2 separate regions of the Homo sapiens genome follow, and region 2 is linked to region 1. A link is a loop called in an ENCODE intact Hi-C map of the cell type or tissue named here. Cell type or tissue: heart left ventricle. All regions are shown on one strand. Each heading gives the region's core, and the rest is flanking DNA. Links, peaks and the distances in the headings are about the cores only.

What was found. Peaks named below come from ENCODE experiments on the same cell type or tissue, not always from the same donor. Only the 100,000 strongest peaks of a DNase experiment are listed, where the experiment ranks them.
Region 2: a loop joins it to region 1, with 3 times the contacts of the local background. A loop is called at or near these places in 2 of 110 quality-filtered maps.

Annotation. Positions count from the first base shown.
Region 1 is chr7:71,547,810-71,560,134 of GRCh38, reverse strand. All of the region lies in intron 5 of GALNT17 (polypeptide N-acetylgalactosaminyltransferase 17), which reads right to left. Among named protein-coding and RNA genes, the nearest start is that of MIR3914-1, 250 kb to the right of the region's middle. In heart left ventricle, for the core only: no CTCF peak of the experiment used is centred there; no DNase peak of the experiment used is centred there.
Region 2 is chr7:70,858,830-70,871,154 of GRCh38, reverse strand. No RefSeq gene overlaps it. Among named protein-coding and RNA genes, the nearest start is that of GALNT17, 270 kb to the left of the region's middle. RefSeq lists enhancers at 1,335-1,836, 12,052-12,325. In heart left ventricle, for the core only: no CTCF peak of the experiment used is centred there; no DNase peak of the experiment used is centred there.

The sequences.
Region 1 (12,325 bases), core at 2,088-10,087:
GCAACCTCCGCCTCCCGGATTCAAGCGATTCTCCTGCCTCAGCCTCCCGAGTAGCTGGGATTACAGGCACCTACCACTACACCCAGCTAATTTTTTGTATTTTTGTAGAGATGAGGTTTCACCATCTTGGCTAGGCTGGTCTCGAACTCCTGACCTCGCGATTTGCCCGCTGCAGCCTCTCAAAGTGCTGGGATTTACAGGCGTGAGCTACCGCGCCTGGCTGATTTTTTTTTTTTTGTTTTTAATGTTGAAAATGTGTTTCTTTTTAATACATAAGACAGAAAAAAGAACCTGCACTCCAAGCTGGAGTGCAGTAGTGCAATCTCGGCTCACTGCAGCCTCGATCTCCCGGCTCAAGCAATCCTCCCACTTCAGCTTCTCAAATAGCTGGGACTATAGGCACACACCACCATGCCCTGCGAATTGTTTCCTTTTGGTAGAAACAAGGTCCCACTCTGTTGCCCAGGCTGGTCTCCGACTCCTGGCCTCAAGCGATCCTTACACCATGGCCTCTCAGAATGGTGGGATTAAAGCTGTGAGCCACTGCGCCTGGTTGATTCATAATTATTTTGAATCCTCAAAGCAGCTCCATTTGGTAGATATTATTAGCCCCATTTTCCAACTGAGGCTCAGAGGTTCAGTAACCTGACCAAGGGGAAGCATATGCAAATAAGTGCAGAACTAAGGGCAACCCAGGGGGCCTCTGATCTCTCGCCCCTCCCAGGTACCCAACTGCCTCCCAGACCAGATCATCTCACACTGGCAGCAGCTAAGAGCTCTTGCACTGGGTGAAATAAGTGATCCCACTTTGAAGATTTCTGGGAACTTGCAGCTGCTAAACACTAAAAATATAATTTTGAGGAAGGAGTTGGCTGGCTTGAATAGAATTCTCAACTGGCACATTACGGTAATTTAATGCCCAGAGTTCCAATTGCCTCTGCTATACATATAAATACCAAAAGGACAAGTCGGCTGCCTTTTAAAACAATCAAACACTGCATCCAGCTCACAAATAATCTCACAAGAAAATAGGACCCAAAGGCCAGTGCTTTGCCTTTAAGTGGAAGTAGCACTTTCACCTTTGTTGCTGAAAAGATAATTCATGCTGAAACAACAACTTCCTTCAGATTGGAAAGGGAACTGTCAAGGAATTAAGAGCATTTCCTTTTGTAGGATAAAGGAAGCCTCATCTCTGTGGGGTGTGAATTTTCACAGATGCAGAAAAAAACGCCAGTGGTGACTGAAGTTGCCAGTCTCAAAACTCATTTCCTTGGCTGACTGATTTCTGTCTGGGCTTGTTTTATTAAAACAAAGATCCACATCGAAACTCCCTAGTAAGATATTCCCTATAAGCAATTTTCTCGGGATAATACTTTTACTTTTTGGTAATCATATTTCCTTGAAGCTTTGAGAAACTGATTTGCAAATAAGCCTTGGAAGAGTGTTTTTGTAAATGCACTATGCTTCTTAAGAAGTGGTGACACATTAAGCTGTTGTCAGCCATCGACACTTTATATATACTGTGTATATATATTTTAAAGTGTCTGGTTAGCTATCTTGTGAGATGAGACATGGTTGAGTGAACATTTGGGGAAAAGAAAAAGAGAAAGGTCTAGAACAGGCATCATCAGCAAACTACACTGCCTGTTTTTGTCTGGCCAGAGAATTAAGGATTTTTTTTAACAGATGAACACTTATAACTGATTTGATGATGATGATGGGAACACTAACTTTGAACCTAAACAAAGCAACATGTCACCTGTACACACGAAAATTCAAATGTTCTCATTAGTAGACCCAGATTACCAAAAAAAAAACCTAGACTCATTAATGTTACATTTTGGATTTTGTCAATAAAATATTTGTAGAAATCAGGTTTTGCACTTTGTTTATAAGTACCCACATAATATCCTTGATTTTGCCTGGATTTACTATCCAGCCAATCAGAGAAAAATTTCACCAACCTCTGTGCTAGAAGATGAAGCCGTGGAGGAGAGTACAGTCTCTGGACTGGGAGAGACTGGCAGAAAGGTGATTGTGTTTTTGTTTTGTTTTGTTTTTGAGACAGAGTCTCGCTCTGTGGCCCAGGCTGGAGTGCAGTGGCGTGATCTCAGCTCACTGCAATCTCTGCCTCCTGGGTTCAAACCATTCTCCTGCCTCAGCCTCCTGAGTGGCTGACATTACAGGCACCCACCACGATGCTCGGCTAATTTTTGTTATTTTTAGTAGAGATGGGGTTTCACCATGTTAGCCAGGATGGTCTCGATCTCCTGACCTCAAGTGATCCGCCTGCTTTGGCCTCCCAAAGTGCTGGGATTACAGATGTGAGCCACTGCGCCCGGGTATTTAAGAGTTTCATTCTGTCACCCAGGCTGGAGTGCAGTGGCGCGATCTCGGTTCACTGCAACTTTCATTTCCCGGGTTCAAGCGATTCTCCTGCCTCAGCCTCCCGAGTATCTGGGATTACAGGCACACGCCACCGGGCCTGGCTAATTTTATTTTTTATTAGAGACAGGGTTTCATCATGTTGGCCAGGCTGGTCTCGAACTCCTGACCTCAGGTGATCCACCTACCTCAGCCTCTCAAATTGCTAGATCACAGGCATGAGCCACTGCACCCAGCTAGGAAGGTAACTTTGAAAGAATGAATGGGGACTCATGTGAAGAGAAAGTCTTGAAAGATGGATCAGCCTCCTCTTCATCTGTAAAAGGAGGGCAATAATCCCTCTTCAACTTCCAGGGCTGATGCAAGAACAACTTTGATAAAAGCTTTAGGATGTACATTCGAGAATGGCATCAGGCTAGCAACACTGACAGGGTTCCAAAAAGAAAGAAAGAGTATTGAGATTTTTGCATGGTGGAGAAGTTTTCTGAGAATGTTTTAGGACATCCTATATCAATGCAGGCACTATGGGATAAAACAAAATGAAAAGAAAGTAATTAATACCAGATGTGGTGGTTCACGCCTGTAATCCTAGAGCTTTGGGAGGCTGAGGTAGAAGGACTGCTTCAGGCCAGGAATTTGAGACCAGTGAGGCAACATAGAGAGACCCTATCTCTCCCCAAAAAAAAAAAAAAAAAATTAGCTGGGTTTGGTGGTGTGCACCTGTAATCCCAGCTACTCTGGAGGCTGAGGAGGGAGGATTGCTTGAGCCCAGGAGTCTACAGCCTGGGCCACAGAGAAAGAACCGGTCACTTTAAAAAGGTTAAAAATAAAAATAATTAATTGGGAATTAGAGGACAAAGAGCAAAATAAGATTATGTCAAGGGGGCCAGGCGCAGTGGCTTATGCCTGTAATCCCAGCACTTTGGGAGGCCAAGGTGGGTGGATCACCTGAGATCAGGAGTTCAAGACCAGCCTGGCCAACATGGTGAAACCCTGTCTCTAAACAAAACAAAACAAAACAAAATAGCTGGGTGTGGTGGCTCGAGCTTGTAGTCCCAGATACTCGGGAGGCTGAGGTAGGAGAATCACTTGAGCCCAGGAGGCAGAGGCTGCAGTGAGCCGAGAGCAGAGCGCCACTGCACTCTACCCTGGGTGATGAAGTAAGACTCTGTCTCAAAAAATAAAAAAATAAAAAAGATGATGCCGAGGGTGAGTTTAGCAGACAAAATGCAGGCTCTGACATATTACATATTTAATAACAGTGGGCCACAAACTCAGCTCCAAGCTCTTTCATCCCCACTGTAGACAGAACCGTTGGCTGGATCTGCAGTGTCTAAAAGATTTTTAATAAGAGAAAGATAGTTACTTGATCACTAAGACCCAAGAGAAATTTCTCTACTGAGTGACTTGGTCTCCTTAACCAAGTCTCCTTAACACCACTTCAGCAAATACAATAAGCTCCACAAATCTGATTTTTAAAACACTTCTCAGCATTGGCCTATGATGTTTACCCAAGGACAGTCAGGTGACAGCAATTGTTCTCGGAACCAAATGAGATTCAGGTAAGAAGACAGCTTTCTGATGGCCTTGCGTATTTAAGGGCTACAGTAGCAGCAAAATAGTTGTAAGAAAGTAGTCAAATAAAAGAGTATAATAATTTATTTTGAAACTTATGAATGGGCTTTTTCTATGCTGGACTTGCCATCTCATCCAGAGGCAGTCATTAGCCTTGATCTAGGGGAAGACTGTCAGAGCTGAGATAGAAAGAAAAGCAAAGGAGATGTTAATTTTCTGTTGTGACTATAAAATAGATTCCTGACGTTAACTGCTGAAGCAATAGTCCCTAAGCCCGGATTTCAAGCGCACGAGCCGTGCATCAGAGACAGAAAGCATTTGCTAAATTCCAAAAGCCTCCCTTTAGATATTAAGGACAGCAGACCGGTGAAGCCAGAGGATGGCGGTTGTGACAAAGCCGTGGGGCTCACTGCTGGCTCACCTTAGGATCAACGAGGGAATCTTGAAAACTTGCCTGTGTTGAGGTGCACTCCCAGACACTGGTTTGATGATGGGTCTACATCCATATTTGATTCTAAAGCACAACCAGGGTTGAGAATCACTGACATATGGGATAGTTCCAATGCCAAAAAAGGCTGATATAATTTGGATGTTTCTCCCTTCCAAATCTCATGTTGAAATGTGATCACCAGTGTTATAGGTGGGGCCTGATGGGACCTGTTTGGGTCATGAGGGCAGACCCCTCATGAATGGTTTGGCGTTCTCCCCATGGTAATGAGTTCAGTAAGACAAAGCTGCTGGGCTCACTGCTGGCTCACTTTAGGATCACCTGGGGAATCTTGAAAAATGACCTCTGTTCAGGCACACTCCCAGACACTGGTTTGATTGGTCGACATCCATATTTGATTCTAAAGCACAATCAGGGTTGAGAAGTACTGACATATGGGAAAGTTCCAGTGCCCCAAAAGACTGATATAATTTGGATGTCAGTCCCTTCCAAATCTCATGATGAAATGTGATCACCAGAGTTGTGGGTGGGGCCTGATGGGACCTGTTTGGGTCATGAGGGCAGACCCCTCATGAATGGTTTGGTGCCTTCCCTGTGGTAATGAGTTCAGCAAGATCTGGTTGTTAACGAAGACTCTAGGACCTCCCTTGTCTCTCTTGCTCCCTCTCTCACCACGTAATGCTGGCTCCCCCTTCCCCTTCCACTATGACTGAAGATGTCTGAAGCCTTCACCAGAAGCCAAGCAGATGTTGGCACCATGCTTCTTGTACAACCTGCAGAACCGTAAGCCAAATAACCCTCTTTTCTTTATAAATTATCCAGCCTCAGATATTCTTTTAGAGCAATGCAAAACAGACACACACAGAAGCTAATTCTCCCTGGGCTGGGGAATAAGTCTGGAGACAGAAGAGACAGACATAAGAGAAGGTCTCTCCTGGGGGAGTTTCAGCCTCACCCTACTGCTCACGTTGGAATTCAGGGAGTGGGTACAGAAATCTGCAAATGGGTTTGAGGATGGGAAGGCAAAGAGATGGATGTTTTGCTTCCTGCCTAGCACTCTGGCGGGAGGCAATTGTCTTGCAGCGTGCTATGGGCAGTGGGGCAGGAATGGTGGAGTGATGTTTAGGCAGAGAGAGGACCTAAAATAATGCTCTAAATGCCCACAGCCAGCTCCTGGCCTGTAGGAAATCCTGAAGTTCCTGAGTACCCCAGGCGAAGGGGAGGTGTATTAGTCAGTTCTCACACTGCTAATACAGATATACCCCAAGACTGGGTAAGTTATAAAGGAAAGAGGTTTAATGGACTCACAGTCCACATGGCTTGGGAGGCCTCACCATCATGGCGAAAGGCAAAGGAGGAACAAAGTCACGTCTTACATGGTGGCAGGCAACAGAGAGTGTGCAGGGAAACTGCCCTTCATAAACCCATCAGATCTCACGAGATTTATCCACTATCATGAGAACAGCATGGGAAAAACCCGTCCCCAGGATTCAACTACCTCCCACTGGGTCCCTCCCACGACACACAGGAGGTACAATTCAAGATGAGATTTGGGTGGGGACAGAACCAAACCATATCAGGAAGCAAAGAACTAGACAGGTTGGTTCACAAAGGGAGTCAGGGGACAGGAGGGTACCCACTGGGTGGATATCTTGCCTGAAGTTCAGAAGCAGGGCCAAGGGCATCGGCTATGAATACAGAAGGGACAAAACTCAAGATTGGGAGGTGTCAACAGAAGCCAGAAAGGTCCCAGAAGACAGGCGCAGCCCAGACACCTCTCTCGTTGCCCCAAGGCAGCACCAGCTCCCCTTGCTTCCAGGCACTATTTAAGAGGAAAGCTGGGAGAGGGAGAACTTTCAAGGGGGAAGAGCGACCCTTAACAAATAACAGCCTGTCAAAATCTTGATTTAATGGAGCAATTGTCCTGAAAGAGATGGAGTTTTCAATGGGAAGAAACTGAGTTACCTTGAAACAAAAAGATTAGTTTTCTTTTCCATCATCAGTGAACACGAGGGCTGGAGAGCAAGTTGAATTCTTATTTGGAAAAATAAAGTCACCCTTTCTTACATCTGACTTGCAACTAAAATTTAAATTGTGTTACAGGTTTTAAATTACTGTAGAAGAATGAACAGAACTTTGAGACACCAACAGATACTTAGGAGAAGGGAAGAAAAAGAACAAGGATTCAATATGAAAAACAACTTTTCTGGAAAGTAATTTGGCAGTCTGTCTCGTAAGTCTTAAAAATAAACATGTCTTAGACCTAGAAATTCTACTCTTAGGAATTTATCATAAAGGATAATAATGACTTCTGCCTCTGAGACTGTCAGATGATGTAATTTGGACCAACTCTATAGCCTAAAAAAACTAAAAAAGCTGGAAAATTTTTTTTTTTTTAAAGAGACAAGGTCTTGCTCTGTCCCCCAGGCTGGAGGGAGGTGGTGCGAACATAGCCTACTGTAGTCTCAACCTCCTGGGCTCAAGCAATCCTCCCACCTCAGCCCCCAAAGTAGCCGGGACTACAGGCACATACCACTACACTCAGATAATTTTTGCATTTTTTTTTAAGAGAGAAAGTCTTGCTATGTTGCCCAGGGTGGTCTCAGACTTCTGAGCTCAGGCAATCCGCCCACCTTGGCCTCCCAAAGTGCTAGGATTACAGGCATGAGCCACCACACCAGCCTGGATAAAATTTTTTGATCTTAATAAAACCACTGTAGATGAACAAAATGAAAATTATTAGGTTGAACTCTGGCCGAGACTAGAAAAGGGAGACAGATGCCCAGCAACTGGGTTTCCTTCTACCTTGAGGTGTGTTCCAGTCCATAAAGCGGGACTGAGAGGCTGGGTTGCACTTCTAGCCACCTCAAAAGGCCAGAAAGCCGAGAGTTGGGTTTCAGTGCCCACTAATAATGGGCAACCTGGTAAACCACCCTTCATTTTTGGCTAAAATACAAAAAGTCTGCCCTTAAGAGTAACCTGGTGGGCCGGGCACAGTGGCTCACTCCTGTAATCCCAGCACTTTGGGAGGCCGAGGCGGACGGATCACCTAAGGTCAGGAGTTTGAGACCAGCCTGGACAACATGGTGAAACCCTGTCTCTACTAAACATACAAGAAATTAACCGGGTGTGGTGGCACGGGCCTGTAGTCCTAGCTACGAGGGGGGCTGAGACAGGAGAATTACTTGACCCTGGGAGGCAGAGACTGTAATGAGCCGAGATTACACCACTGCACTCCAGCCTGGGCAACAGAGTGAGACTCCATCTCAAAAAAAAAAAAAAGAGTCACAGCCAGGCACGGTACCTACTGTATAAGGTTCTTAGGAGAACTAAAAGTATCAGAATTTGTAAAGTGCCTTCCTAGCATATAACAAGTGCTATATGCCAGGCACAGCAGCTCACGCCTGTAATCCTAGCACTGTGGGAGGCCAAGGTGGGTGGATTGTTTGAGGCCAGGAGTTCAAGACCAGCCTGGCCAACATGGCCAAACCCCGTCTCTACTAAAAATACAAAAATTAGACAAGTGTGGTGGCATGCTCCTGTAGTCCCAGCTATGCAAGAGGCTGAGGCATGAGAATTGCTTGAACCCAGGAGGTGGAGGTTGCAGTGGCCCAAGATCACACCACTGTACTCCAGCCTGGGTGACAAACCAACACCCTGACTCAAAATAAATAAATAAATAAATAAATAAATAAATAAATAAATAAATAAATAAAAAGAGCAACCTGAAAGTCAACCTGGCCTCTCTCCCAAACTGCAAGCTCACTTCATTTCCTCTGGGAAGCCCAGAAAATCTCACACCTTGCATTTCCATTAAGGGAATCAGAGGCTGTGAGCACTCCTGTGCTCTTGGCAGAAGTAAACAAAAATTCTCACTAGAGGCAGGTAACACCGTCCTCGGTTACAAATTAACTTGACAAATAACTCTTGCTTTCCCGCTCTCTCTCTCTCTCTTTTTTTTTTTTTTTTGAGACAGGGTCTCACTCTGTCCCCTAGGCTGGAGTGCAGTGGTGTGATCATAGCTCAATGTACCGTCAACCTCCCAGGCTCCAGTGCATTAGCCTTCCAAGTAGCTAGGACTACAGGTCTGTGCCATGCACCTGGCTAATTTCTTTTTGTATTTTTTTTAAGAGACAGTATTTCACTATGTTGCCCAGGCTATACATAACTTTTTCAAACACAGTAGCTAACATCTCTAACACCTAATCAAAGACAATCAAAAGCATTAGGAATCAAGAGGCCAAAAGTTAGACTTGCATGAAAATAACAGACAACAAAAGAGAGGCACAGGACTTCCAGATACTGGAACTATCAGACTTATTGGAAAACATCTATGTTTACTGTGCTTAAGAAAATTAAAAAGCAAGCTTAAAATTTTTGGCAGGAAACTGGAAATCACAAAAAGTAGCACAACATATTTGAAAAAGGAAAAAGAGAAAAATCTAAAATCAAAAAGTTCAAAAATTAAGAACTCAGTGGATCATTTATCAGCAGATTAGACACAGCTGAAGAGAGCATTAATGAACTAGAGGCTAAGACAGAAGAAACTATGAAGAATGAAGCACAGAGGGAGAAAAAGATGAAGAATAAATAAAAGAGGGTAGGCAACATAAATAATACAATGATAAGATCTGACACCAGTTTGTGAAATCCCAGAGGACAGTAAACAGGGCAGAAGAAATATTAGAAGATATAATAGATAAGAATGTCCCATAATTGAGGAAGGAAATGAACACATATATTCAAAGCTCAACAAATCTCAAGCAGAACAAATAAAAAGAAATCTATCCTTAGATACATCATAATGGGAAATTTAAAAACAAAGGCAAAATCTTGTAAAAAGCCAGAAGAGGAAATAAAAAAAATCAGAGATTTAAAAAAAGTTTTTGTACAAAACTTTAAATCAAAATATTATCGATCATAATGAAAAAATTAAAATCTTCTAAATTTATATCAATTGGGATATAATTAAGTATATTTTGGCACAGTCCATGATAAAATGAATGCAGCTATTAAAACATCATATAAAGAATACTGAATGAAGGCTGGGCATGGTGGCTCACGTCTGTAATCCCACCAGCACTTTGGGAGGCCGAGGTGGGTGGATCACTTAAGTTCAGGTGTTCAAGACTAGCCTGGCCAATATGGCAAAATCCTGTCTCTATTAAATACAAAAAAATTAGCTGGGCATAGTGGCACAGGCCTGTAGTCCCAGCTACTCAAGAGGCTGAGGCAGGAGAATTGCTTGAACCCGGGAGGCAGAGGTTGCAGTGATCCAAAATCACGCCACTGCACTCCAGCCTGGGGGACAGAGCGAGACTCCATCTCAAAAGAACAAAAAAAACACACACAAAAAAACAAAAAACAACTGAATGATATAATAAAAAGCTCATGTAATAATGCTAGTTATAAAGTCAAAACACAATCATAGCTATGTATGACCCAATATTTATTTATATACAGGTCAATAAAAGGTAATATGCTAAACCAGTTACCTATCATTATTTCTAGGTTGTAAGGTTGTGGGATACTTTTATTTTCTTCTTTAAATTTTTTCCCATGCCTTTACAATGAACCTGTTGACTTTTATAATCAGAAAAGAAGTGGTTTTGCTTAGTTTCATTTAAAAACATAACACTAGCACTCACTGTTCTCAATTTTAAATTGGGGCAGGACTCATCTGAGCTAGTAGTTATTTTGTACATAGTACATTCTAATTATTCTGTCTTTAAAGTATGTTGAGCTCTGTGCATTGAAAGACAAGCAGGAGACGGTTTTAGGTTGAAACATGGTTATTACTTGAGCAGGGTCAGAATATAGCTGAGAAAGCCACACGCTTTCTCTGGATGCTTTTACGGAGAGAATCTACTTTCTCTCAGAACCTCCTTTCCCTCGGATCCTCCTCTTCTGCATTCCCAGAAGACCCATGAAACAGAACAAGATTCTTTTTCCTCCAAAATTCTTCCAGGGGCTTGGTATGACCCCATTCCCTCCTGGGCCTGGCATATACTAAGCTGTGATAACAGAAAAGAACTTTTTCTAACACAACTCAAGGAGAAAAAAACAATTACTCTTTCGGTATAATGAAACTTACATGAAGTCTTAATGTATATTGTAATATATTTATTCATCTACCTATTTATCTATTTATGAGAAAGAGTCTCGCTCTGTTGCCCAGGCTGGAATGCAATGGCATGATCGTAGCTCACTGCAGCATCAAACTCCTTAGGCTCAAGCAATCCTCAATCCTCCGGCCTCAGCCTCCTAAGTAGCTGGGACTACAGGCATGCACCACCATGCCAGGCTAACTCATGTACTTTTTGTAGAGACAGAGTCTTACTATGTAGCCTAAGCTGGTCTCAAACTCCTAGGCTCAAGCAAGCTTCCCACCTTAGGCCTCCCAAAGTGCTAGGAATACAGGAATGAGCCACCGTGCCCAGCCAAGATCTTTTCTAATGGTCTTGTAGATGCCTTCTTTTATCACCTCTTCAAGCCATATAGGTCTAAAAGCCTATGGAATTCCATTCCAGAAACAAGTCAACAAAGGAACATATATCCAGAAAGACTGGCGACTCTGCTCGAGTAATAGAAAGGCCAGCTGAAACGTGGACTCTATCATCCCTTCCCTCCTGAAGATCACAGCACACTGAGGGATATACACAGAGGCCACCACAGTACCAGGTCCAGTAGCTGGCAAGGGGCATTCCTATCCATAACCCCCAGAGGCTCAGAAGCAAAGCTGTTTCTCCCACACACCCCACTCCCTGGCTTCCTGGCTCAGTGACGTAAACCACAAGTGCAGTCAGTTATTTCACTGGAGGCTGATTCATTGATAATGACATGGAGATGTAACACAAAGAATTAAACAAGACTCTATGGAAACAGGATTTTGGCTGCCTTTTTCCTTAATGAAAGCATTCCTTTCTGGAGGTGTCCGCTCTGAGGAAGAAGAGACAGGACACTGTATTAGTCCATTTTCACACTCCTATGAAGAAATACCTGAGACTGAATAATTTATAAAGACAAAGAGGTTTAATGGACTCACAGTTCCACATGGCTGGGGAGGCCTCACGATCGTGGCAGAAGGTGAAGGAGGAGCAAAGACATGTCTTACATGGTGGCAGGCAAGAGAGTGTATGCAGGGGAACTGCCCTTTATAAGACCATCAGATCTCATGAGACTTATTCACTATCAAGAGAACAGCATGGGAGAAACCTACCACCATGATTCAATTACCTTCTACCAGATTGTCAATGTTGAACTCTAAGGCCAGCCAGTTTCCTCCCTCCTCCCAACAAAAGAAAAGATGGTGTGGCCCATGGCCACAAGGCCAAACCCCTGTAACCCATGGGCAAGAAAGCATAAAAAAAGATTGCTGTCCTTGTCATTTGGGGGCACAGTGTGACAGGAATGCATCTCAACCACTCAAGAAAACAAAGAGATGAACAAAGCACCCAGTTTCTATTAACTTTTTTTTTTTTTTTTGAGACAGACTCCTGCTCTGTTGCCCAGGCTGGAGTGGAATGGTGCGATTTTGGCTCATTGCAACCTCTACCTTCCTGATTCAAGTGATTTTCCTGCCTCAGCCTCCCAAGTAGCTGGGATTACAGGTGCACGCCACTACACCAGCTAATTTTTAAAAAAAAAAATTTTTTATTTTTGGTAAAGACAGGGTTTCACCATGTTGGTCAGGCTGGTTTTGAACTCCTGACTTCAAGCAATCCACCCGCCTTGCCCTCCCAGAGTGCTAGGATTACAGGCAAGAGCCACCGCACCCAACTCCTCTATGAACTTTTAACTCTCTCACATGGCTCTCAACTAAATCGATTCACACAATATTAGTGCTATAAGTGTCCTTAAAAAAATCACTGTGTACAACTCATTTCTTTATCTGAAAAATAAGGAAAACAATTAGCT
Region 2 (12,325 bases), core at 2,492-10,491, 690 kb after region 1:
CCAAGGCTCAGTCTTCCTGACTTCCCATCAGCCACCTTCACTGCTATCCTGCTTCTCAATGTCTTTTTCTTTTTTTTTTTTTTTTTTTTTGAGACGAAGTCTTGCTGTGTCTCCCAGGCTGCAGTGCAGTGGCACAATCTTGGCTCACTGCAACCTCCACCTCCCAAGTTCAAGCGGTTCTCCTGCCTCAGCCTCCCGAGTAGCTGGGATTACAGGCGCCCGCCACCACTCCCGGCTGAGTTTTGTATTTTTAGTAGAGACGGGGTTTCACTATGTTGAACAGGCTGGTCTTGAACTCCTGACCTTAAGTGGTCTGCCCGCCTTGGCCTCCCAAAGTGCTGGGATTACAGGCGTGAGCCACGGCACCCATGCCTGACCCTGCTTCTCAATTTCTATGTGACTTCCTGGATGGATGGAGGGGAGGGAGCTAGAGAAGGCTGATGAGGCCACTGCACCACTGGGAAGCATCTGGGGAGGAGGAGTGGCCTAGACGGCAGGATGATTTCCCTGTGATCATCTCAACACAAGGAGGTGGAAGCCGTTATCCTCAGCAAACTAATGCAGGAACAGAAAACCAAACACCACATGTTCTCACTTACAAGTGGGAGCTGAATGATGAGAATGCACGGACACAGGGAGGTTACAACACACACTGGGACCTGTCGGAGGGCGCTGGTGGGAGGAGGGAGAGCATCAGGAAGAATAGCTAATGGATGCTGAGCTGAATTCCTAGTTGGTGAGATGATCTGTGCAGCAAACAACCATGGCCCATGTTTACCTATGTAACAAACCTGCACATCCTGCACGTGAACCCCAGAACTTAAAATAAAAGTTGGAGAGAGGGAAAAAAAAAACAATGGTGCAGGCTTCTTTCTCTGACAACAATGCAAGAAAGCTAGAAACGAATAAGGTGTGTTTCGTAAAATCAACCCGAAACAGATGGGAAATTGTAAAGGCTCAATTTTAATTGAAATGGCCATGAGAAGAAATGTAGTACAGGCCAGGTGTGGTGGCTCACACCTGTAATCCCAGCACTTTGGGAGGTTGAGGTGGGTGGATCATTTGGGGCCAGGAGTTCAAGACCAGCCTGGCGAACATGGCGAGAGCCCATCTCTACTAAAAATTAAAAAAAAAAAAATTAGCTGTGTGTGGTGGCATGTGTCTGTGGTCCCAGCTACTCAGGAGGCTGAGGCAGGGGAATCACTTGGAGCCGGGAGGCAGAGGTTGCAGTGAGCCAAGATCACACCACCACACAGCCTGGGCAAGAGTGAAACTTTGTCTCCAAAAAAGAAAAAAAATGAAATGCACCAGGTGAGAGCCTCCAAGGGTCCTGGGAAGGAGCTGGGAGGGGTATTTTGGAGATCTCTTGGACTACTTTAGGTCCAGTCTTGAGACTGGATGAGGAATCTTCATATAAGTTTCTCCTGTCAAAGCCACAGATATGGGACTGCAAGAGCAGACAGCTCACTGAGCCAGGCTAGGACACCTGAGAGTTCAGGTCATTAGATTCCCTGCAGCCACTGTGCAGGGCCTGGTGCCTGCAAAATCCACTGGGCAACTACATTCCCACGCCAAATAGGGCTGAGAACTCCACAGGGGAAGAAATCTGTGGACAAATTTGGAAAACAGCAAACCATCTGCATGTGGAAGATGAGATTGCTTGGTGCTCCCGAGACTAGGCGGGCAGCAAGAGTTTGGAATTTTCCAGCAGGAATGCTGAGCTGGTCATCTTCAAGCCCCTTCATGCCTGGGCTAAGAAGCCTATTATTATGAATTATATCAGTGGCCGGGTGCAGTGGCTCGTGTCTGTAATCCCAGCACTTTGGGAGGCTGAGGCAGGGCGGATCACTTGAGCTCAGGAATTCAAGACCAGCATGGTCAACATGGCAAAACCTGTCGCTAAATTTTATTTTTGTATTGTAAAAACACAAAACAATTAGCCAAGCATGGTGGCGCATGCCTGTGGTCCCAGCTACTCAGAAGGCTGAGGTGGGAGGATCACTTGAGACCTGGGGTCAAGGGGAGCAGAGGTTGCAGTGAGCAGAGATTGTATCACTGCGCTCCAGCCTGGGTGACAGAGTGAGATCCTGTCTCAAAAAAAAAAAAAAAAAATTATATCAGCAATAACAGCTAACACGTATTGCACAGGTGCACCATGTCCAGCACTTTTTCGAGAGCTTTGTGTGTATTACCTAATTTAATCCAAACAACAATACTACATGGTACAATATTTTTATTTTTTACAATTATTTTTCCCATTTTGCAGAAGAAGTAACGAAACAGAGGCACAAAGCGGGGTGCAAAGCTGGTAAAGGGTGGAGCAAGTGTCCAGGGCCAGATATTCTAGGGAAGCCACAGCATTGAACCCTTGCCAGGAGGGGTGAGGCTCCTAGGACCCCTTGCCCTTTCCTTCGTGCACTGGCCTCTGGCTGCCCTGGGGCACCAAACACCAGGGGTCTGCTCACCGGGAAATGGCATTCTGTTAGCCTCCAGCCCACAGCCAGTGACAGCTTGCAGCCCACAGCGCTCTACTCCAGCTGGTTATTGATGACAAAAGATGGGAGGAAAACATCACCCAAGCAGGTGCACATGAAGTGGACCCACATAACCCATCCTTCTCCTGCCCCCTGGAAACAGTTTTGTAACAGCCTAATAAGGACAGCAAAGCCAGGGAGGGTCAAGCCAAGTGCCTCTGCTGGGGCCACTGCCCAGGTCTCCATCTCCTGAACCACAGGGTGTCATGGCCTGGATGTTTGCATCTCCCCAGATTTGTATGTTCAAACCTTATCCCTATCAGAGGTAGAGTCTTGGCCAAGTGCAGTGGCTCACATATGTAATCCCAGCACTTTGGGAGGACGAGGCAGGCAGATCACCTGAGGTCAGGTGTTCAAGACCAGCCTGGCCAACATGGTGACCCCCTGTCTCCACTAAAAATACAAAAATTAGCTGGGTGTGGTGGCACGCACCTGTGATCCCAGCTACTTGGTAGGCTGAGGCAGGAGAATCGTTTGAACTCGGGAGGCAGAGGTTGCAGTGAGCTGAGATTGCACCATCGCACTCCAGCCTGGGTTACAGAGTGAGAATCTGTCTCAAAAAAAAAAAAAAAAATTGAGTCTTTAGGAGATGATTAGTTGATGAAAGTGGAACCCTTGTGCATGGGATTAGTGCCATTCTAAAAGAGACCCAAGCTCCCAAAGGCAGGCAATAATGAATGCTGGCGAGGATGAGGAGAAGAGGGAACCCTGGTACACTGTTGGTGAGAATGTGAATTAGTACAACCACGATGGGGAACAGAATGGAGGTTCCTCAGAAAACTGAAAATAACAGAACCTCCATGTGATCCAGCAATCCCACTCCTGGGTGTATACCTACCAGAGGAAATCACTATATGAAAGAGACATCTGCACTCCCATGTCTGTTGCAGCACTGTTCACAGTAGCCGAGATTTGGAAGCAATCCAAGTGTCCATCAACAGACGAATGGATAAAGAAAACGTGGTGCTTAAACACAATGGAGTATTATTCAGCCCAAAAAATAATGAGATCCTGTCATTTGCAACAACATGGGTGGAACGGGAGGACTTTGTGTTAAGTAAAATGAGCCAGGCACAGAAAGACAAATGTCACATGTTCTCACTTATTTGTGGAAGCTAAAAATTAGAACAATTGAACTCATGGAGATAGAGAGTAGAATGATGGCTACCAGAGGCTGGGAAGGGTAGTCCGGAGGGGAATGGTAAATGGTTATAAAAATATGGTTAGATAGAATAAATAAGATCTTGGCCGGGCACAGTGGCTCATACCTGTAATCCCAGCAGTTTGGGAGGCTGCGGCAGGTGAATCTCCTAAGGTCAGGAGATCAAGACCAGCCTGGCAGCCTGGTCAACATGGCAAAACCCTGTCTCTACTAAAAATACAAAAATTAGCCAGGCCATGGTGGTGGGTCGCTGTAATCCCAGCTACTCTGGAGGCTAAGGAAGGAGAATCACTTGAACCCAGGATGCAGAGGTTGCAGTGAGCTGAAATCGTGCCACTGCACTCCAGTCTGGTCAACAGAGAGAGATACCATCTTAAAAAAGAAAAAAAAATCTAGTATTTGATAGCACAACAGGGTGACTACAGACAACAATAATTTATTTTACATTTTAGAATAACTATGAATATAATTCAAACATCTGTAACAAAAAGAATGCTAAATGCTTGAGGTAAGGGATACACCATTTACTCTGATATGATTAGTTCACATTGTGTGCCTGAATCAAAATATCTCATGTATGCCATAAATATATACACCATCTATGTACCTATAAAAATTAAAATTATTAGGTTGCTGCACATGTAATTGTGGTTTTTGCCATTAAAAGTAATTGCAAACACTGCAATCACATTTGCACCAACCTAAATAAAAATTTTTGAAAAGTAAAAGAGGCCTGAGGGAGCTTGTGTCCCTTCCACCATGTAAGGACACAGCAAGAAAGCATCATCTCAGAACTGCAAAGTGGGCCCTCACCAGACACAGAATCTGCAAGCACCTTGATCTTGGGCATGATCTGGACTTGATCTTGGACTTCCCAGCCTCCAGAACCATGAGCAATAAGTATCTATAGTTTATAAACTACCCAGTCTAAGGGATTCTGCTAGGGCTGACAAACAGATGAAGGCACAGGGTGCATTTATTTTATCTCTTCCTTTGCTCTAAATGACACCACTCCTCATTTGCTCCCCTCACTGTCTGGGCACCTTGTTTCTGGGGAGTGTCTCCTTTCTCCCCATGTTTGGGGATATTCCATGGGGCCCTGGGCCTCCAAAGCAACCCCAGGCCCTAATACAGCCACTTTGTCCCCTCACCCCTCAAGCTGCAGAGCTGCTTGTGAGCAGAAACCAGCCCAATACTTTCATGGTGGACATGCCTCCTACACCAATGGCCTCGGGTGTCAGGCTGTGGCCATTTCTCACACACTGTTGCTGCAGGGAGCCTGGGTGTCCTGGCACTCCAGGTCTCAAAGGATGAAGCTGTAGCCATCACTTCTGCAGTCCTACAGCAATGCAGGATGGCACAAGATCACCTTCTCTACTTTCAACCTCCAGTACCTGTATTCAAAAAGGCATGTTGGGCCAGATGTGGAGGCTCATGCCTGTAATCCCAGCACTTTGGAAGGCCAAGTGGTAAGGCTCACCTGAGGCCAGAATTCAAGATTGAGGCCTGGGCAACATAGCAAGACCCTATCTCTACAAAAAATTAAAAAACTAGCTGGAGGTGGTGGTGCACACCTGTAGCCCTAGCTACTTGGGAGGTTAGGGTAGGAGGATTATTTGAGCCCAGCAGTTTGAGACCATCCCAGGCAACATACCAAGAACTCATTTCTACAAAAAAATATTTTAAATTACCCAGATGTTGTGACACGTGCTTATAGTCCCAACTACTCAGGAGGCTGAGGCTGGAGGATCGCTTGAGCCCAGGGATTTGAGGCACAGTAAGCTATAATTGTGCCACTGCACTCCAGCCTGAGTGAAAGAGCAAGACCCTGTCTCTAAAACTAAAACATAAAAAAAAAAAATTAACAAAAGATAAGGAGGCATGTTGTGAGGCCATATAACACAGGCTCAGATACAAACTGCCTGACTCAAATCCAGTCTCTGCCACTGACCAGCTGGGATGATACTGCAGAAGTTGTTTAACTGCTATGCATCTCTGTTTACCCATCTATATAATGGGATAATAATGCACCTCTACATAAAATGGATATGAAGATGAAAAGCATTAATACAAACAAATGATACTGGGACAATTGGATGTCCACAAACAAAAGAATGAAGTTGGATCCTACCTCACACCATTCACAGAAATTGACTCCAAGTGGATGAAAGAGCTCAATTTAAGAATGGAAGCCATAAAACTTTTAGAAGGATACAGAAGCAAATCTTCATGACCTCGAGTTAAGCAAAACCTCCTTAGATGTGTCTACACAAGTACAAGTGACAAATGAAAAAACAGACAAATTGGACTTTACTGAAATTTTAAAATATTGTGCTTCAAATGATACCATCAAGAAAATGCAAAGATGACCCACAGAATAGAAGAAAATAATTGCAAATCATATGTCTGATAAGAGGTTTGCATCTGGTATATAATGAATTTTTACAACTTGACAATAAAAAGACAATTAACCCAATTTTAAAATAAGCAAAAGATCTGAATAGATATTTTTCCAAAGAATATATACAAATGGCCAATAAGTACATGAAAAGATGCTCAGCATCATTAGTCATTAGGGAAATGCAAATCAAACCACAGTGATACACTTTATATCCACCAGGATGATTCTAATAAAAAAGACAGACAATAAGATGCATTGGCAAGGATGCAGATAAATTCAAACCCTCCTACATGGCTTGAGGGAATGTTAAATGATGCAGCTGCTTTGGAAAAACAGCTTGGCAGTTCTCAAACAGTTAACCATAGAGTTTACCATATGACCCAGCAATCTCACTCCTAGGTACCCAAGAAAATTGAAAGAGATGTTCACACCAAAACTTGTACACAAATGTTCACAGCACCACCACTCACAATAGCCAAAAAGTGGAGACAACCCAAATGCCCATCAACAGTTAAGTGGATAAACAAAATGTATAATAGACTATCCACATAATGGAATATTATTCAGCCATGAAAAGGAATAAAGTACGGACCCATGCAACAACCTGAACGAACCTCAAAAACATCATGCCAAGTGAAAGAAGCCAGTCACAAAAGAGCACATATTGTGGGATTTCATTTATATAAAATGTCCAAAATGGAAAAATCCATGGAGACAGAAAGCGGATTCGTGGTTGCCAAGGGCTGGAGTGGGGAGGGAGGGAAGTGGATGAGAAGATTAAAAGCCTTAATACAAATAAATGAAGCTGGGACAACTGGATGTCCACAAACAAAAGAATGAAGCTAGACCCCTATCTCACATCATTCACAGGAATTAACTCCAAATAGATGAAAGAACTAGATTTATAAGGGGAAACCATAAACCTCTTAGAAGAATACAGAAGTAAATATCTGTAGCAAGAAGAGAGAAATATAAGTAGACGAGAAGAGAGACATAGAAGAGCTTTGGTGCCAACTAGAGCCAGGTTCAAATCCCAGCTCCAGCACTAACTTGGTATGTAACCTTGGGACCTTGGATTCCTCACCAGTCAGAACCCCCAGCCTCACAGGGCTGTTATGAGGATAACATAAAATATGCAAAATATGTTAGAAGAATAAAGAGTATGCAGAATAACACATGTAGCACACTTAGCCCAGTCTCTAGCATACAGCTGGTACTAAACAATGATAATGGCAGAAATCCATTTATTTTATTATTATCTTTTTAGGGACGGGGTCTTGCTAGGTTGCCCAGGCTGGTCTTGAACTCCTGGCATCAAGCCATCCTCTCCCCTAAGCCTCCCAAGTAACTGGGATTACAGGCACATGCCACCATGCCCAGCAAGCAATCAATTTTTATGATTTAAATCTGAGAGGATGTTGAATAACTTGAAGCCAAACTGATGCTCTGTTGTCTACTGCTTCTTCCTACTTTCCCCCACCAGCTCTCTGTGCATCATAGACACTGTGGATGCTCTCTTGGTTTTCCATCGACCTACTCTCATTATTTTACTGGTTCCTCCTTCTCTTCTCCCTGCTCCCTGAACTCTGAACTCTTTCTGAGAGAAGGACATTAGCTCATATACTTCAGGAGGACAACTGACCACTCCAATTCTGGTTTCCCTTTGCTGTCAGAGACTACAGGCTGGAATTCTATTTGGGAATTGTGGCAGATTGTATTTTCCATAAATAGCTGCACCAATGTTTCCCATCCATATGTTCTTCTCACTTTGACATTCCTCCTATCAAGAGTTGGTATCTGTATTCTCTCTCCTTGAATCTAGAGACTCTTATGACTATGGCAGAAGTGATGCTATGTGACTTCCAAGGCTAGGTGATAAAAGGTGATACAGTTCTACCTGGTTCACTTGGAATGCTTGCTCCTGGCACCCAGCTGCCATGATGTGAGGAAGCCCGAGTGAACATGAGGAAAGGCCACATATAGTTTTTCCAACTGATAGCTCAAAAAGATTTCAATCAACAAGTATCATCAACTGCCAGTCATGTGGGTAAACAAGCCCTCAGATGATTCCAGTCCTCTGCCATTAGGTCACCCTTAGTCTTTAGGCTGAAGTCTCAGATACCATGGAGCAGAGACAAGCCAATCTCACTGTGCCCTGCCCAAAGTCCTACCCCACAGAGCCTGGGAGCAAAATAAATTATTATTATTGAAATTTGGAGTTGATTGTTTTGCAGGAATGGATAACCAAAGAAAACCAACTCTAATAGATAGAGTTGTTGGTGTGGTCACTCTCCCCAAAGACCTCTTCTGAATTCTCTTCTCTTTTTCCAAACTTTGATGCTCCTCCTCTGGGTGAGCTAGTCTTTTCCAGGGCTCTAAAGACACTGAGAGGCTGAAGAGCCTCCAAACTCCATCATTTCCCAAACCTCCCTATCTGCCCATAGAAATATCCAGCCAATTTACAATCAACATATTCAAATGCAAAAGGACTCTCTTTTCTGCTCCCCTTTCCAGTTTTTTATTTCAATCAATGGCAGATCACTTGTGCCAGTCATTTGTTCATCTTAGAAACCCCTTCCCCATCTCCAATTAGTCAGATTTACTCCAACAAGGTCTCAGTATCCTGCTTTTCCTCAAGACTATCTGTGCCTTTTTTGTCTACTTTTGTTATTGCAATAGGCTTCTGTTCTAGCTATCTCTTCTTTTAGTTTTTATTTTTATTTATTTATTTATTTATTTTGAGACAGAGTCTCACTCTGTCACACAGCTTGGAGAACATTGACGCAATCTTGGCTCACTGCCACCTCAACCTCCCCAGCTCAAGCAATGCTCCCAGCTCAGCCTCCCAAGTAGCTGGGACTACAGGTGTGCACTACCACACCTGGCTATTTTTTCTGTATTTTTGGATAGAGACAGGGTTTCACCATGTTGCCCAGGCTGGTCTCGAACTCCTGAGCTCAAGGGATCCTCCTGCCTCAGCCTCCCAAAGTGCTGGGATTACAGGTGTGAGCCACCATGCCCAGGCTTCTCGCTATCTATTCCTGCATAACAATCAACTCCAAATTTAGTGGCATTAAACAACAACTATTTTATTCTGCTCCCATACTCTGTGGGGCAGGACTTTGGACAGGGCACAGTGGGACTGTCTTGTCTCTACTCCATGTCGTCTGAGACTTCAGCTTGAAGATTAAGGGTGACCCAGTGGAAGGGGACTGGAATCATATGAGGGCTTGTTCACCCACATTTCTGGCAGCTGATGATGCCTGTTGACTGAGGCCTTGTTGAGATATCAGTTGGAAAAACTATATGTGGCCTCTCCTCGTGTTTGCTTGGGCTTCCTCACATCATGGCAGCTGGGTGTATCTGTATCACCTTTTACCACCTAGCCTTGGAAGTCACATAGCATCAGTTCTGCCATAGTCATAAGAGTGTCCAGATTCAAGGACAGAGAATGGAGACCCCAACTCTTGATAGGAGGAATATCAAAATGAGAAGAACATATGGACAGGAAGCATTGGTGCAGCTATTTATGGAAAATACAATCTGCCACAACTCCCAAATAGAATTCTGGCCTGTAGTCCATGACAACAAAGGGAAGCCAGGATTGGAGTGGTCAGTTGTCCTTCCAAAGCATGTGAGCTAATATCCCTCTCTCAGAAAGAGTTCAGTAGCATGGCTCTCTACTACTAGAAAAAAAGTCCAAAATCCTGTCTAATCTGGCTTCAGCCTATTTGACAAGCTTGTCTCCAACTACCTCCCTGTGCTATATTCACATTAGATGATTTACAGTCCTTGAATTTGTCCTAAACTATAAATTCTTCCTTGCCTTCTCCCAGGCTGATTCTTAAACTGGGATTGTTCTCCTTTTGACATGCTTTGATGTTAAGGCAAACTGTAGCAAGTTGCCTATCTTAGCCTTCCTTGGAAGACAAGAAGTTCCCATTAAGGGACAGTTACCCATCCGGGAAAGGCAGACAGCTGACTGTGAGGCTAGTTGATCGCTGTGCTTGTCACCCTCACCCCAAAATGAGTCCTAATCACTGCCCCAACTACTGCCTTTTCTGTAGGATTGTCTTCTCTGTGCAACCATTAAACATCCTTGCACCTCAGAGGTCTGTCCTTCCAGAGGTCAAAGTACCCTGATTCCAACCATAAAATCCCCACAAATTGAAGACTTGTCTGATTATCCTGACTTGGGGCTGGTTAATGGCTGAGCCAGAAATTGGGCCTTGTACTGAAGCACTTGGAGGCCAAGCTGAATTGTCCTGCGTGCAGACACCATGACTGAGAAGATGACTTCAATTAAAATGGAGTTAATTAAGCTTTGAGTCTTGAAATCTCTACTGAATCACTAAATTGGAAGGATGAAATAAACCCTCTACTCACTCAGCAGCGTTGGGTGAAGGGTCCAATGATGGGATCAGGCCCTACAGATAATATTTCCCCTTAGAGGGTCCGGTTTTTTCCTCCCTTAGGATATTGGGTGCAGAAAGTTAAGCCAATCCTAACACTCAGCTTGCAATCATTCTGACGTAACATAGTAGCTGTCTCACGAGTCCGTGTGAAGAGATCACCAAACAGGCTTTGTGTGAGCAACAAGGCTGTTTATTTCACCTGGGTGCAGGCTGGCTGAGTCCGAAAAGAGAGTCAGCAAAGGGTGGTGGGTTATCATTACTTCTTATAGGTTTTGGGACAGGCAGTGGAGTTAGGAGCAATGTTTTGCGGGCAGGGGATGGATCTCACAAAGTACATTCTCAAGGGTGGGGAGAATTACAAAGAACCTTCTTAAGGGTGGGGGAGATTACAAAGTATATTGATCAGTTAGGGTGGGGAAGAAACAAATCACAATGGTGGAATGTCATCAGTTAAGGCTATTTTCACTTCTTTTGTGGATCTTCAGTTGCTTTAGGAGATCTGGATGTAGACGTGCAGGTCACAGGGGATATGATGGCTTAGCTTGGGCTCAGAGGCCTGACAGTGGCCTCTCTTCACTCCCCTCCCACTCTCCAGACCCCACCACCAGAAGCATCCATCCTGATGGGTTTAATGTATCTTTGGATATATGTTCCTCTGTGTGTGTGTGTGTGTGTGTGTGTGTGTGTGTGTGTGTGTGTGTGTGTGTTGCTGTTTTGTGTATGCATTTATCTTCAGTTTATGTAAGTATCTCCTTCTGTTTGTTGTGCTGTTTCACTCAATGCTGCTTGTCGTTTAGCGTGGTTTATTGTTCTGTGCTATATATTAATCCTGTGTCAGGAGTGTCAGAGCTGTTTGAAACAGAGCTACTCCATCTTGAATAAGAGCTGGGTAAATAAGACTGAAGCTTACTGGGCTGCATTCCAGGGAAATTAAGGCATTCTAAGTCACAGGATGAGATGGGAGGTCAGCACACGATACAGGTCGCAAAGACCTTGTTGATAAAACAGTTGCAGTAAAGAAGCCAGCCAAATCCTGTCAAAACCAACATGGCGACTAAGGTCACCTCTGATTGTCCTCATTGCTCATTATATGCTAATTAAAATGCATGAGCACGCAAAAGACAGTCCCAGCAGTGCCATGACTGTTTGCAAATGCCATGGCAACACCAAGAAGTTACCCTATATGGTCTAAAAAGGGAAGGAACCCTCAGTTACAGGAACTGCCCACCCCTTTCCAGGAAAACTCATGAATAAACCACCCCTTGTTTAGCGTATAATCAAGAAAGAATGATAACATTAAATATAGTTAACCAGCAGCCCTTGGGGCTGCTCTGCCTATGGAGTAGCCATTCTTTATCCCTTTACTTTCTTAATAAACTTGCTTTCATTTTACTGTATGGATTCACCTTGATTTCCTTCTTGTGCAAGATCCAACAACCCTCTCTTGGGGTCTGGATCAGGACCCCTTTCTAATAACAGGGGGATTTGGCTCTCTCTACCTCCCCACTTCAACTACCAATGCCATGATGACATTGTTACATGGATCTCCCTTGTAGAGATACAGTGGGGTTGATGGGCATGCAGTCTACCCATTCTTAATTCCAGTAACTCCTACCAGGGTGCTCCCCTGAACACTGCATCAAGATATCCTCCCATCAACAGTGGATACATATCAATTGCCAGTTCCTCTATCCTCACCAACACTTGGCTTTATCTACCTTTCTAAATCTGCCAAATCTGATTGGTGTGAATAGTATCTCACTCATGTTATAAATTCTGTGATCACTAGGGATGTTGAGCAGTTCTTCATGTT